2 separate regions of the Homo sapiens genome follow, and region 1 is linked to region 2. A link is a loop called in an ENCODE intact Hi-C map of the cell type or tissue named here. Cell type or tissue: tibial artery. All regions are shown on one strand. Each heading gives the region's core, and the rest is flanking DNA. Links, peaks and the distances in the headings are about the cores only.

The links. A loop is a pair of places that touch in the nucleus more often than their neighbours do. Peaks named below come from ENCODE experiments on the same cell type or tissue, not always from the same donor. Only the 100,000 strongest peaks of a DNase experiment are listed, where the experiment ranks them.
Region 1: a loop joins it to region 2, with 2.0 times the contacts of the local background. A loop is called at or near these places in 21 of 110 quality-filtered maps.

Annotation. Positions count from the first base shown.
Region 1 is chr17:80,194,778-80,197,682 of GRCh38, reverse strand. CARD14 (caspase recruitment domain family member 14) reads right to left here. Exons shown (of 24, transcript NM_001366385.1): 13 at 2,350-2,492; 14 at 2,031-2,125. Among named protein-coding and RNA genes, the nearest start is that of SGSH, 24 kb to the left of the region's middle. In tibial artery, for the core only: a CTCF peak has its summit at 1,440 (motif pointing left); no DNase peak of the experiment used is centred there; H3K27me3 peaks cover 1,408 bases.
Region 2 is chr17:80,360,118-80,363,022 of GRCh38, reverse strand. It overlaps RNF213 (ring finger protein 213), which reads right to left. Exons shown (of 68, transcript NM_001256071.3): 38 at 2,817-2,905; 39 at 1,135-1,289. The region is part of intron 1 of RNF213-AS1 (RNF213 antisense RNA 1); the gene reads left to right. Among named protein-coding and RNA genes, the nearest start is that of ENDOV, 54 kb to the left of the region's middle. In tibial artery, for the core only: a CTCF peak has its summit at 1,330 (motif pointing right); a DNase peak (open chromatin) is centred at 972; H3K27ac peaks cover 307 bases.

The sequences.
Region 1 (2,905 bases), core at 198-2,697, 170 kb after region 2:
CTGGGGCTGCATTTCCGCACTGACCTGTATTTCTGCATGGACCTGCATTTCAGGACTGGCCTGCATTACTGCATTGACCTCCATGTCTGCGTGGGCCTGCACTGCACTGGCCTGTCTTTCTTTCTTTCTTTCTTTCTTTTTTTTTTTTTTGAGACAGAGTCTCACTCTGTCGCCCAGGCTGGAGTACAGTGCCGTGATCTCAGCTCACTGCAACCTCCGCCTCCCGGGTTCAAGCAATTCTTCTGCCTCAGCCTCCTGAGTAGCTGGGACTAGAGGCATGTGCCACCACGCCCAGATAATTTTTGTATTTTTAGTAGATACGGGAGTTCACCATGTTGACCAGGCTGGTCTCGAACTCCTGACCTCATGATCCACCCACTTTGGCCTCCCAAAGTGCTGGGATTACAGGCATGAGCCACCACACCCGGCCCTGGCCTGCCTTTCTACATGGATCTGTATTTCTTTTGTTGTTGTTGTTATTGTTGTTGAGACTGAGTCTCGCTCTGTCGCCAGGCTGGAGTGCAGTGGTGCGATCTTGGCTCACTGCAACCTCCACCTCCCAGGTTCAAGTGATTCTCCTGCCTCAGCCTCCTGACTAACTGGGACTACAGGTGTGTGCCACCATGCCCAGCTGACTTTTGTATTTTTAGTAGAGACGAGGTTTCACCATGTTGGCCAAGATGGTCTCGATCTCTTGAGCTCATGATCCGCCCACCTTGACCTCCCAAACATGGACCTGCATTTCTACCCAGACCTGCACTACTGTACTACACGGCATTTCCACACTGGCCTGCATTTCCACACTGGCCTGCATTTCCACACAGGCCTGCATTTCTGTGTGGCCGCAATCACTGGCACTGGCCAGCAGCTGCCTGCTCCTTACCCCAGACTCCTCTGCTTCCCAGCTGGTGGTGGCAGGTCTCTGAGTTGTCAATCCTAGGACTAGAGGCTCCCCAGGGTCTCCCAAGCTCTAGCATTTTACTGTACAGCCTGTGAGCCCCCGAACCAGGGAGCAGCCTGCCAGGGTCGACGGCTGCAAGTCTCACTCTGTGAACCACACAGCAGAGCCAGGGCCAGCAGAGACCTGAGAGTTCCCTAGGCCTGGCTCACAGGCAAAAACCCATTGGGATCACATTCAAAGCCAATGAAATGAGCTGTGTACTCTGGATGTATTTGAGGTCAATTCCACTAAAAGTATATGCAACCAGGGCATTACGCAGAATCCTCACAGAGGAAAAATAAAGAGGAATAAGCCCCTCTTCTCATCTCACATCTAATTTAGATATGCCTTGGGTGGTCTCTCTCGATTTATCACGATTATAAATAAAAACGTGTATGAGTCCCCAAAGATGAAGATTTCTGATTCTGCGACCCACAGAAGGCACAGGGGCAGCGCAGGGCACTTGCGCCCCCTGGTGGCCATGGGGTGAATTCCAAATGGGGAGCAAAGCACCTACTGTGTGCAAGGCCCAAGGCTGGGAGCCGGTCGCGCCGAGGTGGAAAGGATTAAGGCACCCACCCATGACGGGCCCATGGACTTGGGAAGCAGAGAGGGCCGGTCCAATCACAAACAGAAATGAGCTACAGGAGAAGCGCGAGGCCTCAGGGCCAGCGCCTGAGAGGAGAGATGCTCCCCGCAGGTAGATGTCACGCTGTGCCTCGCCTCAGCCTGGCACCACTAAGCCACCCTGCCTGCTGCCTTCTGAAACCACTGGGAAGCCCAAGCGTTACAGATCAGAGCAGGGGGCTGGGTGCTGAGCAGGGCGTGGATCAGACACAACTCCCCTGGCTCTAGGGAAAAACACAAGGACACCAGCAGACAGAGCGCAGCCGGCCTTTGGCTTACGCTGGCTGGCAGGCGGGACTTTCCCAAAGTGCAAGGTCGAGGCCAAGGTCAAGGCCCAGGGCAGAAGTTGAGCTCTGCTTCTATCTGCCCTTTCCCTGGAGAGAGGCCCCGGCTTTCTCATCAGCTCCCTGCTCTGCCCAGGGGAGGTGGACTGCTGTGGAGGTTCAGGGTTGGGCGTGCTCACCTGCCGTGTCTAGGAGCTCATAATCCAGGTGTGGGTCGCCTGCCTTAGCTCCCGGCAGGGCTCCCGGGTCTCCCTCCGGGATCTCCAGGCAGCTGCTGCAAAGCATAAGCAGCAGCAGGCTCAAACTGCATCACCTGCTCCCTCTGAGTCCCCACGCCCCAAGCACTGGCCCCCAGCACCTGCCAGCTCTGGGGCTTCGAGGGCAGGAGCTGCTGCCTGCAATACCCAGATGCCCTGAGGTCTAGGTTGGTGTCTCTGGTGAGTTGCCAGGAAGGACCCCAGTGCCACCCCAGTGCCAGGAAGGACCCCAGTGCTCTACCTGAAAGACCAGGGTTCTTCCCCGAAGTCCTCGGCCACCCGCTTGTACAGGGACTGCTGGCTGGGGGGCGCGGGGCTGCTGGAGCGGAAGCTGTCCACCAGCTCGCGGCTGGACGTGGCACTCAGGTCCGACAAGAGCTGAGACTGGAGGAGGGAGGGCAGAAGTCAGTGGGGCACGCACGAGGACACCCTGAGACTCCTCCCTTGCTCCCCCACGGTGTAGAGAGAGCCACAGTGAGAACTGACTGGAGAGGAGGCAGGAGGGGAAAGAAGGACACACATGGGGTCACATGCGCTGAGCACCTGCTGTATGCCAGACACTGGGGTCACATGCAATTAGCACACAGCACTGACACATGCTGTATGTCAGGCTCTATTAGCTGCTTGGCTTAGTTCTCACGATAAATCTGTAAGGTGGCACTGCTGTCCCATTTTACATGTAAAGTGATATAGTTTGGCCGTGTGTTCCCACTCAAATCTCGCCTTGAATTGTAATAATCCCCACATGTCAAAGGTGGGACCAGGTGGAGATAACTGAATCATGGGGTCCGTTTCCC
Region 2 (2,905 bases), core at 161-2,660:
TGGAAAACCATAAAAGAGGAAATTAGAAACCATGTGTGCTATTCTGTCCCGTTTGCTTCTGTCCAGTTTTCTATCTGCCTCTCCTCCCACGTTAAGGTCACCGTGTCGTCTGGGCTTTTTGCCACTGAACATGACATCATGAACTTTCCCTATGACTGAGTATACTTGAAAAACATGGTTTTAATGGCTGCTCAATAACCCATCATACGGCCATACTTTAATTTGCCCATCCTGTATTTCCGGACAATTAAACTATTTCTTATTTTTCGAAGCAAAGCTGAAAAGGACATCCCTGTGAACCAAATATTTGTCCACATCTCCAGTAGTTTCCTCAGGACAGAGTCAGCAGTTCAGATCGGATAAGGTGCTCAACTGTTCTGCCACGCAGCCCTGCAGGGCGCCCACTGTGCACGCTACACTGTCAGCCGCGTGGCCTGGCTATTTCTTTGCAGCACTGGCCGGCGGCTGTTGTTTTTAAAAATCAGCTTTGCAAAATGAATACGTAAACATGATATCTAAAAACTGTTGTGTTGATTTGCTATTAATAGTAAGGCTAAGCAATTTTTCAAATGTTTCCTGGATGTTGATATGCTTAATGAGATTATAAAATTGTTGTTTTATAACGTTTACCCATTTTTTAAAACTTAGGGTATTTTCTTATTGATTCCTAAGAATATTAACCTCTAGTCATATTAGCTGTAAGGATGTTCTTAAATTTGTCACTCTCCTTTTTTATGTACTGAAGTTTAAAATTTTTAGGTAGTCAAAAGTATGACTTTCTATTGAATTTCACTTGTTTATTCTTACCCTGTAGGGTTAGTTACGTATTTAATTTTTTTCAAGAGAAACTCAACATTTAAAAAGAAGCTATGTCAAGGAAATTGGAGGTCTTCTCATGTTCACAGAAAGCTCCGTGTTTTAGGAGCCCCTGGGCGGTGGACTGAGGGTGTAGCACTGAATATTGAGAGGAGACTGGGCGACCCCTTCACCCACCGGCACCCTTCGCTGACCATGTTCTGTTCCCAGACTTCACAGCACCAGCTCCAGGCAGCTGAGGAAACGTCTCCGTGTCTGCATCCAGTCCCCATCATGCAAGCTCTACACCTGACCCTTAGCCAGTATCTAAACATCTACCTTTAATTCCTCCTCCGTTGACACACGCATGGTCAAGAGAATGAAATCCTTCAAGTAACACTGAAGAAGTTCCTGCTGCGGCTCTCCATGGAGCTGGGCAAGAAACCTGCCCAGAGGAGTCTGCTGAAAGATGTCCACGAACTTCTTGGGCAGTCCTGCAGAGAGGAAACCAAGGAGCGGCCTGGAGTGCGTCTAAGTCATGGCGCTCCCCTGCCTCCAGGGGGCTCCGGAGTGAAGGGGAATGGGGACGCCTTGTTGAATGGGAGCTCGTAGACAAAGGGGTACCAACTGCCTGATTTTGTAGGGAATTGAAGGAATAGTCACTGTCTAGACATTTAGGATATTTTTCTTTTTCCTTTTTTTTGGAGATGGAGTCTTACTCTGTTGCCCAGGCTGGAGTGCGGTGGGTAGCGTGATCTCTGCTCACTGCAACCTCCGCCTCCCAGGTTCAAGTGATTCTCCTGCCTCAGCCTACCAAGTAGCTGGGACTACAGGCATGCACCACCACACCCAGCTAATTTTTTGTATTTTTAGTAGAGACGGGGTTTCACCATGTTGGTCAGGCTGGTCTCGAACTCCTGACCTCAGGTGATCTGCCGGCCTTGGCCTCCCAAGGTGTTGTGAACCACTGCGCCTGGCCTAGGATATTTTTCCAGTGGAATAAAATAAAGGAAGGCGGAAACAGTGTCAAATTTAGGTCAGAAACAGCCAAGCTAGCCCCAAAGAGAAACATCTAGATAAGACTGAGTTGTATGTTGCATGGCTACATTGTATGTTGCATGGCTACAGGTCACAGCATGCTTCAGGAACCCCCGGGTCCAAGTAAATTAGGAACAAGTGGGCTGCTCTTCAGGGGCTGGGGGTCACAGAGCATGCAAGCCAGAAAGATCTGGCTTCTAGTGGGCGGGGTGCAGCCCCTAATTCGCATGCTGTCATAGAAAAGCAGGGTCAGTTGGGGTATTGTCCTGAGAAAGGAATATGCTCATGAGGAGAGAGACTGCTTTGAGAAAAAGTGGCAGAATGGTAACCTAGAAAAGAAGGCCACCCTGAGTCTTCCAAATGGTACGATAAGTAAACGTGGAAAAGACTATTGCATGTATGAAAGATGGCTTTTGTAAAAGTGTTGCGTTGTCGTTGGTTTTTCTGGACTAGGGCAAATCTTCTGGCATCTGGCAGCAGAGCTCAGCACTGTGTCTGGGCTGTGACTCGGGAGACACAGCTGGGAGGTGCCTCCTGATGGGGCACCTGGGAGTAGGGGATGCTCCAGGCGCTCGTGCCTTCTGAGAACGCCTCTCCTGGGGGCATCTTCCGAGTCCAGTGCCCCAGTCTGAGAAGGCCCAGAATGGGAATGACCAGCTGATAGAGGCGACAGTCCTCCTCTTGCCAGAACACACCCCATTTCGCCATATCCCTGGCCATCACGGCACTAAAAACCATCTCACAGGCTCCTGCTGCCATAGGATCGAAAGGTTTCTGGTCCCGCCGGGGCCTCTCACTCCTTCAGCAGAAACTTTAAAATGACGCGGTGACGTAAATTGGACGCTTACTGCACAAACAAAGTGTGAAAACTAAAAACTCCAAAATTCACCTTGCAATTCTAGCCACCCATCTGCTTTTCACTGTCAGGCAATCCCTTTGTGATTCACCTGTGCTGAATCTGACCTGTCTTGAGGTAGCCTCACCTTCTGCGTCTGTGATGTACTGAGCCTGGACCCACAGCTCCTCCAGATAGTCCTTGATTTTCCAGCTGAAAGGGACGTTGTTGGAAGCG